3 separate regions of the Mus musculus genome follow, and regions 2 and 3 are each linked to region 1. A link is a contact called in ENCODE Hi-C or POLR2A ChIA-PET data. All regions are on one chromosome and are shown on one strand. The core of a region is the stretch at or near the end of the contact, and the rest is flanking DNA. Distances in the headings are between cores, read along the strand shown.

Region 1 (3,438 bases), core at 139-2,638:
TGTGCATGCTAGACCACTCCTCTACTACCGAGCTAAATCTCCAGCTGTAATCATATCTTTATGAGTATTGAGTTGCTTCATGCATTGTTTATTGTCTTATTAGACCTGGACATTATGTGTATTTCTAGAGGGCATTGTTTTTGGATTTGAATGCAATTTAAATGTACCATAGATATCTACATTATTATACAACCCAAAGTTAGATTGTAACAATGTACTAACAAGGCAAAGAAGAGATACTAAACAGTCTAGTGTCAGGTCAGTTTCAGAGACCCCAGATTCAGACTCAGTTGTGTCTATAACACGTGTGTGTGTGTGTGTGTGTGTGTGTGTGTGTGTGTGTACACACACGGGCACGAAGTGTTCCTTTGTTGGGCTTGGAATACTTTTAAAACAAACACACACCATACCCACAGACCTAACATTTATGCTTCCAAAGACCGACTAAAAATGATGGCTTTAATCCATAGCTCCCAGCATAGCCGGTGAGCAGTCCTGTCAAGGTCTGTAGGTTGAAGGACTTGTTCTTCTTTCAGTCTAAACAGTGAACTAAACTCAGTCTGAAACAATTCTTGCACCTTTTCTGCATCCATTTAAGATGATCTTTGTCAGTTTTTAAAGCAACATGAAAGCAAAATAAGTCTATTCAATGCCTTTTCCTGTCTTGTCAAATTCAGGCTTGTGCTCTCACTTATTGAAGCTGTTGTTTATTTGTAAATGCTTAAGATAGTTTATTTTTAAATGGCCCTGCAACTTCCCTCCCCTTGAGAGGTTTGGCAAGACGGATTTGTTTTATATTTTTATCTGCATTTGCTCAGTAGTCAAACTTTGGCCCAGAAAATCTTAATCACTTGGAGACTTCCCTTGTTGTGTAGCAAAGAGCGGAGACTGGAGACTGAGTGGTGTCGGTCACCTGGGAAGGAGGGACCCCACTCTAACATCAGGGGGGCTGGCTGCCAGAACGCAAAGTTGGCTTTTTTTTTTTCAACTGGAAACTCGGGCGGGATGGGCGGCGACCGGGTCCAGCCACGCAGCTAAGGAGTAAGCGAGCCTCAGAGAACTCTATAGAGAGCCGGGGCGGTGCGAGCCAGGCTCGGACCCAAGCTTGGCAGCCCACTCGCTCCAGCAGCGCCTCCCAAAGCCAGACGCAGCTTTCCATTGAAGGTGCAGAGACCCCCCCACCCCCAGACCTGGGCTCAGCCGCACCCGTCGCTCGCCCCTTTTTCTTCCCTCCCTAGCTGCACACAGACAAGCACGTGAGCGGGGCAGCTCGTCCCAGCTGGGGCTCAGCTGACCTCCTCCTGATTGGCTGAGAGCAACGTGGGCTGGGGTGGGGCCTGGCCGCCTGCGTCCTTCACCATTGGCTCTCCGGGAACCCGCCTCCGCTCAGGTGAGGCGGGCCCGCGGGCGCGCGCGTTGGGTGCTGAGCGGGCGCGCGCACCCCTCGGCTTTTCCCTCCCCTCGCCGCGCGCCCGAGCGCGCCTCCGCCCTTGCCCGCCCCCTGCCGCTGCTTCAGCGCCTCAGTGCACAGAGCCTCCTCGGCTGAGGGGACGCGAGGACTGTCCTCGCCGCCGTCGCGGGCAGTGTCTAGCCAGGCCTTGACAAGCTAGCCGGAGGAGCGCCTAGGAACCCGAGCCGGAGCTCAGCGAGCGCAGCCTGCAGCTCCCGCCTCGCCGTCCCGGGGGGCGTCCCGCCTCCCACCCCGCCTCTGGACTTGTCTCTTTCTCCGCGCGCGCGGACAGAGCCGGCGTTTAGGCCCGAGCGAGCCCGGGGGCCGCCGGCCGGGAAGACAACGCGGGCACCGATTCGCCATGGAGGGCGCCGGCGGCGAGAACGAGAAGAAAAAGTAAGCCGGGCCGCCGCGTTCCGTGGACTGGCTTTTTTTTTTTTTTTTTTTTTGTCTCCGCTCCCCTTCCGTCCCCCCCAGCCTCACGCGCCGGGCTCCCCCGCGGTCCACGTCGCCATCTTGGCGCTGGGGGTGGGAGTCGCGGGCCCTGCGCTCGGCGGGGCTGGGGTCTCCGCCCCGGACACCCGCCCCGCGCCGTCGCAGCCCAGCCTGCCCCGCGCGCCCATCCGGCCGAGCCGGCCAGGGCCGAGTACGCCTCTAGCTCCCGCGCCTTCCCTCCCCGTCCTCCGCGTTAGCCGCGAGCAGCGGGCCCCGGGCGGACCCTGTGCGCGCTGCCAGCTTCCTGGGGTCGAGGCCCTCCGAGGCCGACCCGGGGCTCCCCCGAGCCGCCTCGCTGCGCCGCGGCCGCCGTTGCCTTTGTAGGTTAGGGAGTTTCTTCTGGGGGCCCGAAGACGCTAACTTTCTAGTTTGCACGTGCGGGTTTGGTTGTAATCTGGAAAAACTTGCCTCCATCAGAGTAACGGGAATTTAGGAAAATGGCATCATTGTAAACAACTTCCAATTTCTACAAACTTGTGTTTGCATCACCTGTCAGGAGAGCCCAGACGTTATGTATCAATATGTGGCTGCCTCGTTCACTCCTGAAAATAACTTACGGATAGTTTTGGTTAAATTTAGGCCGGTAATTTCATGGAGTGGGGGCTATATATGATGAAAGCCGTCGGTTAAAATACTGAAAATTTATTGGAACACCTGAAAAGAATTGTTTCCAAAAACCATACATCTGAAGTGTGAAATCTTCCATGAGAATTCAGTGTAAGTTTATGAAACATCTTGTGGTTTGAGTCTAAGGAGAACATTTTAGAATTGAGTACAGCTAGTGGTGGTAAGATCGACCCCTGCCGCCAGCACACAATTTTGTCTACTTCGATATTTTAACCTTGAGAAAATCAGTTTAAGGAGTTGAAGGTTTGTAGTAAGAGCTGTGGTTACAAGGCTGGCTTAATTTGCTGTTAAGTCCTTCTAGTCTTCTGGAAGAGATTAATTCCCCTTATCCATATCAGCAGAAGAGATAAACTTACTCATTTTCCTGCTGTTCTGGACACCCCTTCCTTGTCTTGGTCTTTATTCCATAAAAGGTCCAGGTCTTAGTTTGTGTGCACCCAAAGGAAGCACTTTGGAAATGTTTTAAAGTGTTCATGCAAGTCTAGACTTAACTCCACGAGTTACCAGAATTAGTTGCAATTAATTTTGCAGAACTGACTACAATGCTTTTGATGAAATGATGGGCTGCTATTCTCTAAACCTTAGGCAGATTGCCATTGTGTACTCACTGTCCTTATTAAATGCTAAATTATATTAATACACTACACCAAGTTATACACCAATCACTTCTCTTTCTTATACGCTGATTTTTTTTTAATTTAAATCAAAAGTAGTTTCATAATGGATAAGTAAGCTAGTTGTGTATCGGGCCCAGTTCTAAATGGTTTTTAGGCTTTCCTCAGAGCCATCTGTTAATTTTTTTCTCATTTGAGATGTTAGCAGCTTTAGATCAGATGGGATTATATTTCTTAATATAGAGGTTCTTA
Region 2 (3,617 bases), core at 1,059-3,558, 57 kb after region 1:
TGAAGTTTCCCTGTTCACCACCCTGCTTACTGTACTCAGGACCAAAGAGCTTTGCCTAGGAAGCCAACTGCTCGCCTCCTTGCCCTTTAAATGTCTGAAGCTGATTTTTCCTATAAAAAGTCTATCCTGAGAGCAGTCTAATACTACAGTTAAGCTTCTGAGTCCTTTTTGTTGTCCCAAACATTCAGTATGAAGATGTCTGTTCAATAAACTATTCTTACTTAAGATCAGTGTTTGTATGGTTTGGGAGGTGATTCTTGAACCCCAACACACACACACACACACACACACACACACACACACACACACACACACAAACACACACATACCCCTAAGAGCTCCATCATTTGCGTTCCTCCCAAGGCAATAGGGTTAACTAACAATCAACTGAAGTCCAAATAAACTCTCTCTCTCTCTCTCTCTCTCTCTCTCTCTCTCTCTCTAAGGTTTCTCAATGTAACCAGCCCTGGCTGTCCTGGACTCAGATTGTAGACCAGGTTGGCCTTGAACTCACAGAGATCCACCTGTCTCTGCCTCCTGAGTGCTGGGATTAAAGGTGTGCACCACCACCATACCCAGCTAACATTTTCTTTTCTTTTTTTTAAAGTAAATTGTCTTAAGGATTTTTGTCACAGGAAGTAAGCTTTAAAGTTGATATGAAAATTCAAATTTGATTAAGTCTTCTGTATTTTGTCCTTACAAAGTAGGTGGAGATGTGATTGTAGTGGCTTTGTTTATGATAGCAAAATCTGGAATTTATATAAACTCCAAGAGGGAACTGTGGGCAAATTGTGTATTAATTCAACAAAGTATTAGTGTTAATTCAACAGTGAAAATAGGAACTATGGCTGCAAATAGCAGCACAGATACATCTTGAATGTTTAAAAATATTTTGAAGAATATGAGTTGTAGATTGCAATTCTATTTTCATAAAATTAAAAATCAACTATAGCTGGGCGTGGTGGCAAACGCCTTTAATTCTGCACTTGGGAGGCAGAGGAAGGCGGATTTCTGAGTTCGAGGCCAGCCTGGTCTACAAAGTGAGTTCCAGGACAGCCAAGGCTATACAGAGAAACCCTGTCTCAAAAAAACAAAAAAAAACCCAAAACAAACCAAAAAACCCACTACAACTAAAATATATGTATACACACTGGACATCAACTTCTGGCCTCCACATGGGCCAGGAGGTGTGTTCATGAAAACACACACACACACACACACAAACAAACCATTACAAACAATAAAATAAATGCATCCATACAAGCACATCCCAGAATACCTTTTCTAAAGATTAGTGTGCCTTCAAAACAGAAATACAGTTCAAATACAGAATGCTAACCCGTAACAAGCCCCTGGGAGAAGCTAAAAAGTGGGATTTCTAGAGAGCTACTTTAGCCAAACAGTATATCAGACAGTGTGCTAGATTGTCAGAGGCAACAACGGTAGGAAACAGCAACTGCTGCCCAGAGTGGTTGCATATTACTTGGAGAGCCACAAATTAATCACTCAAGTAAGCATAGACTGTAGGGGATCTTGGCAATGAGGAAGAACCACGGGAGTTCCTTCCCTAACAAGTTCTCTTTAGATCATCTTCCCACGTGGAGGGAGGTTAGGGTGGTTGCTACTGTAGAGTCACTTTAAAGAAGACTGGCAGGCTAAGTGTAGTTTACATAAGTCAGGAGGCAATGAAGACCTCAAATCCTTTTGGGGGCTGTTAGTTGAGGCAGAGGCAGGCGGATTTCTGAGTTTTAGGCCAGCCTGATCTACAGAATGAGTTTCAGGACAGCCAGGGATATACAGAAAACCCTTTCTCGGAAAAAAAAAAAAAAAGAAGAAAGAAAGAAAGAGAGAGAGAGAGAGAGGGAGGGAGGGAGGGAGGGAGGGAGGGAGGGAGAGAGAGAGAGAGAGAGAGAGAGAGAGAGAGAGAGAGAGAGAGAGAGAGAGAGAGAGAGAAATCGAGTCTTCATGTCCTATTGATTAATAGTTAGCAGGCACTACTATTGTTTTATCTACCTACTTATCTAATTTGAAGGTCTTATTTATTTATTTATTTAGAGGGTCTCTCTATGTAGACCTGAAACTCGCTGCATACACCGGACAGGCTTGTAAATCACAGAAATCCTCCTGTCTCTGCCTCTCAAGCACTGAAATTAAAGGCGTGTATCACACCAAGTTCGGCTTCCTAGACTAAAATCACCTTGCATTTACGCACGCGCAAGAAGCGCCACAGGCGCCAGGTAAGACCCGGATGAAGGCGGGGCTTGAGGTCCCGGATAGTACGTCACGGAGTGCGCGTACGTGATGTGACGTGACTGGGGCGGTGCTACAGGGCCTTCTGGGCATTGGGGAAGCCGGGTCCGGGAGAGAGTGAGCATGGGGACTCCTGCGGGCGCCGGGACCCGTCCCACGGGCGCTGGAACTGTTGAAGGCGTGGGGATCCCTCCGGGCCTGCAGACTGACTACGAGACGCTGCTCAGCCGCTTCCAAGAGATGGACAGCGTGCGCTTCGAGGACTTCACGGAGCTCTGGCGCAGCATGAAGTTCGCGACCATCTTCTGGTGGGTGTGCCTCGTCCTCCTACCCTGTCTCTCCTGTGGGGAACGCAGCCTGCATCCCCGACCTCCGCCTTGGCGGTTTCCGTGGGTCGCCCTTGCACTCTGCTGGCTCGGCCCTCTGCATCTCCACCGCCTCCATCCGAGGCCAAACCTCCTCCAATCTTGATTGCCGAATGAATCCGCGGTTAGAAACAAAGTATTCCCACCGACACAGGGTCCTCTACGAACGAATTCATTTAGCATGCAACAACTGACGTTGCAAGTGCAGGTTTGAATCTCTGTGTATCGCCTTTAGTTGGATAAAGCCTAGATTCAAGCCAGTAGCTGCCTTTACCTCTGTCCCCAGCCTCATCTCCAGTGCCCACACCTTGCACTCACTCTCTTGGCTCGAGTTGCTTTTGGTACTCCACTGGCGTTTCCTAGCCTGGGAATTTTCCATCTCCTTTTGCTTGTCCACTTCGTCAGTCATTTTTGAACCCAAATGACAGTTCTTTAGGGAATTCTTTTGGCCTTCGGGACTAAGTGAGAGGCTCGAGTTCTGTCTACCCCCAGCACGAAGGGCTTATCTCACCGTCTAGAGTATATTTCATAATTAGAGACGCAGTCTTGGATAACGGTGAAGAGTGGAGATGATGGGTCTTGGGCATCAGGATTTGAATACAGCTCTCCAGTCCCCCTCCCCCAGATCTGAGACAACCCTTTTTGTCTGTAAACTAGATCATGATAGTGTGGGAATTAAATGAATCAATATATTAGCTGGTTCGACGTGTGAAATTAATGTTCAGAGTTATTACTACTCTTTGATTTCTCCCTTAGACTGAACTTAGTGAGAACAGCCATGTGATTAATGTGGTATTCCTTACTTGTTTTTGAGACTTGCCCTCATTGTGTGTAGCTTTGGCTGGCCTGAAACTTGCCGTTATACCAGACTGGCCTTGAGATCTGCCTGACTCTTCCTTCTAAGGTCAGGCATTCACCACCTTGCCCACGTTTGAATACGGTGTTTGTATTAATTACCATACCATATAAATTCTTGAAAAGGGTAAATGATTGAATGGAATC
Region 3 (3,459 bases), core at 770-3,269, 61 kb before region 1:
ATCCACTGTGAGTGGCGCTATTCCCTGAGCTAAGGTCTTGAACTGTACAAGGAGAAGCTGAGCTGAGCTGAGCGTGAGTGTTCATTGTTCTTTCTCTGCTCCTTGGCTTTGCATGCAGTGTGACTGGCTGCTCAGGCTCTGCCACTGTGACACCTCCACAATGATGGACTGGAACCTAGAGCTATGAGCCAAAATAAATTCTTCCTTCATTCAGTTGACTTCGTCAGGTGTTTTATCATAACAACAGGAGAAGTAACTAAGACCAATTGCTGACTGGAAAGAACTGCATTGTAAGAAACTAGGATGACTTCATACCAGTCTAAAGAGTCAAGGCTTTGCTACAGTAGCAAATAACCCCCAAATCCCAGTGTTCATGCCTCATGAGTCAAGGCTTTGCTATAGTAGCAAATAACCCCCAAATCCAGGTGTTCATGCCAGCTGGGCAAGGGGTTTGTCACTAGAATACTTTTCCTTGAGCTCTGTGCATTAGGTTCCTGGTAAGAAACAGATGACAAACATGCCTACGTAGTAAAGGAGATGTTGCTAGATGAGCTAGTTATAAAGGTGCGGATGAAGGTGAGGATAGCCAACATCAGTGAACAGGAAATAAGGGGAGGCATCACTCAGCAAGAACTGGAGATCTTTGACAGAGGAATACCCCTGTCCCGTGACAACCTGAGAAGGAAAGGTTAAAGGTAATAGGTATCCCAGTGTTCCTCTCCTTTGCCTTCTGAGTTCTGGTTACTTCTCTTCATTAGTGGCAGAGGACAAAAAAGAAAAAGAAAAACTATTGTTGTTGGGTCCACAAGAGGATAAGAGGCAGCCTTCTAAGCCAAAAGCATCACAGAAATCACAGGCCCTGGGCAAATGTGAACTATTTCATACACCCTGGAACCTAGGCTGTCATTTTTTGAAATGTTGTCATTTGACAACACATAAGGAAAGAGAAAAAACATAATGTTGTATTTAACTGCCCAGGAATAATGTAGCCACTTATACTTACATATCATTACTGTCTACTGAGCACATAGCCAAACCTGACTACACAGCGTGAGAGAATAAAATCTTCCTACGGGAAGGGCAAGTTAATACTAATGATAGTAAATGCTCAACCATGGATGGCTGAGGGTCCAGAGAAACACTTGAGGGGTTTATATCTATATATAGATATCTATATAGATATCACACACATACATACATATAATGTTCTGCTCTTTTGGATTTTGCAACTTTTTAACATATGCCTTCTGAAAAAAACTATAAAGAATAGTAAAAACACTAAATGAAGTCTCTATAGCCAACACCTGTCTTTCCTGGTTGTCCATCCATCCTAGCTCTGCATCCTAGTAAAACCATCTCCTGTGGAAACTGACTCTTCCAGGTACACGGTCTCTGTTCCTCCTTCCTTTGCTGCTAGAGCAATGGCTATATGGCCAACTCTGTCTAATAGATTATTTTTCCCAAGGCTATAAATTAGAATCGAGAGGTACAAAGAGGATACTGAACAAATCCTTGCCGGTGATAAATGGTGTGGGGAACGGGACTACACACAGTTCCTAGTGCTGGCTATCCAGAGTGTCTGCCACTCAGCAACAATGACATTACACATTTATAAAACTAATTATATGGCAAGATTCCCATCGATTTTTATTTATATGGGCACTACACACACACACACACACACACACACACACACACACACACACATATATATATATATATATATATATATATATATATATATAATTTGCTTCTTGAAATAGTCTATGTTGCTTGAACCTGAAAGTCCTCAAAGTCCTCATTGGCACGATGTCTAACTTGCCCTGAAAGTAAAAGAACCAGATAAAATGCTCTTGAACTTGCTATCATGAAATACCTTATCAGAATCAACGTAAGAGAGAGATGTGTATTCCAGATTACAAGCTATATACTGGCAATAATGGAGTCACCTCAGGAGCATGAGACAACAGGTCACATTCTGGTCAGGAGACAGTGGACCGAGGGAGGGGTGTGGCTACCAGACCTCAAAACCCTCCCTTAGTGACTCACTTCCGGCAGCAAAGCTCCACCTTCTAATGATTCCTTGGCTTTTCGAATCCGAGCCGACAGGTGGGAACCAAGTGTTCAAACACCAGAGCCTGTGGGGGAACATTTCCTATTCAAACCACTAAATAAGCAAAATGCAATTTAACGTCCCTTCGGCAGTTGCGTACACAGAGAATGCTACTGAGTCGGCAGCCTAATTGCTGCCCAGAGAAGCTGCAAGGTCAACCCAGGCTTTAATGCTATTTTAAGCTCTTGAAAATAAAGGGAGTGTTGACAACCCAGATACAAAGGGTTTGGAGATTATTTTTGTTTAGGTTTTTTTTTTTTTAATTACTAAGATATTGTGAAAGTGCAGTTCTAGTAGAGCAAGCCGAGGCTGTGTATATCCGACAGGGATTAGTAGATCTCTGTTTTCTCATATGAATCAGAGGATTGCTGAAATCCTCCATCGCTGATACTGTTTCTAAACTGGTAAAGCCCAGAGGGAATTCTGTTCCAAACTGGGTAAAGCAGCTCAAAAAAAGGCGCCAGCCAGATAGAGTCAGACGGAATTACCCTGTATTTAGCTTCTCTGTACTTAAGATTCTTTCCCGAAAATGCGTGCTTCCAGATTGCTTCGCAAACCGGAAAGAGGTCATGGTTGCCTTCAGATGACTCCGATAGGGACTTTTCAGCTGCAAGTCACAACCTTTCTCCTACTGCTTTGTGTTTCCTTAAACTCAAGAGCTAAGACTCTGGTGGCCAGAACAGCGTATGAGACAATTCATCAGGCAAGACAGTAGCTGATTACATCTGTCCTCAAGGTGATTGCTCCGGAAGACCAGGCCATCCTCCACTCCACCCAGCCACAGGCAACGGACAGAAGATGTGTTCAGAAGCACACGAAGGCTGTTCTTGAACACCAGTGAAAACTTAGAGTACATGGCTTTAGTGGAAAACCTATTGCTTTTATTCAATTAGACACTTCACCTGCCTTCCACCTTATCCTTATTTTTTTTTAATGAAATATATAATCCCTCATTTAAAAAAAAAATCTTGGAAGGAGTTCAAAATTGAATCCCTTCCAGCTAATGTAACTGAAGTGCTTTGTGGAAACCTTTTAATCACATTTCTCCCGGAACTGTACACAGTTGGAATAGGCAGGCGTTATTTGCACTTCAAATACAGCCTCCTCTCTCTTACTGCCGACTCAGACTACTAAAAATTACAGTCTGCAGCCAAGACCAACGATGAAAATCCAAAGTGGAGAAAGTCATCCTACAAAATTATTGCCCCAAAGAGGGTTGTTTTTTTTTCCTCCCAACGGCAAATTGGGTAAAGTTTGTCTTCTGTGTTTGAACTTTCTAGCTCAGCTTTTCGTTTCTTGGCCCCTTCGGTCCTAGATAGCTCCTCTCCATTTATCAGAAACTCTTT

Evidence for each region. Hi-C counts contacts between places; a loop is a spot of excess contacts on that map. ChIA-PET counts read pairs that join two places held with the same protein, here RNA polymerase II (POLR2A).
Region 2: a loop to region 1 is called in a map of gastrocnemius, with 2.8 times the contacts of the local background. The contact joins the promoter of Snapc1 here to the promoter of Hif1a in region 1. A Hi-C loop is called at or near these places in 2 of 37 maps with a recorded cell type or tissue (gastrocnemius and heart). POLR2A ChIA-PET finds 5 or more read pairs at or near these places in 4 of 5 experiments (Patski and embryonic stem cell).
Region 3: a loop to region 1 is called in a map of heart, with 2.2 times the contacts of the local background. The contact joins the enhancer-like site here to the promoter of Hif1a in region 1. A Hi-C loop is called at or near these places in 3 of 37 maps with a recorded cell type or tissue (T-helper 1 cell, T-helper 17 cell and heart). POLR2A ChIA-PET finds 5 or more read pairs at or near these places in 3 of 5 experiments (Patski and embryonic stem cell).

What each region holds. Positions count from the first base shown.
Region 1 is chr12:73,906,479-73,909,916 of GRCm38, forward strand. Hif1a (hypoxia inducible factor 1, alpha subunit) reads left to right here and starts at 1,389. Exons shown (of 15, transcript NM_010431.2): 1 at 1,389-1,846. The coding sequence starts at 1,812.
Region 2 is chr12:73,962,189-73,965,805 of GRCm38, forward strand. Snapc1 (small nuclear RNA activating complex, polypeptide 1) reads left to right here and starts at 2,309. Exons shown (of 10, transcript NM_178392.5): 1 at 2,309-2,558. The coding sequence starts at 2,374.
Region 3 is chr12:73,844,817-73,848,275 of GRCm38, forward strand. No RefSeq gene overlaps it. Among named protein-coding and RNA genes, the nearest start is that of Gm8075, 51 kb to the left of the region's middle. Within about 2 kb of position 2,020, at least 1 of the 3 ENCODE cell types and tissues checked has a DNase peak (open chromatin) inside an H3K27ac peak, as active enhancers do; it is heart, where a contact is called at or near this core.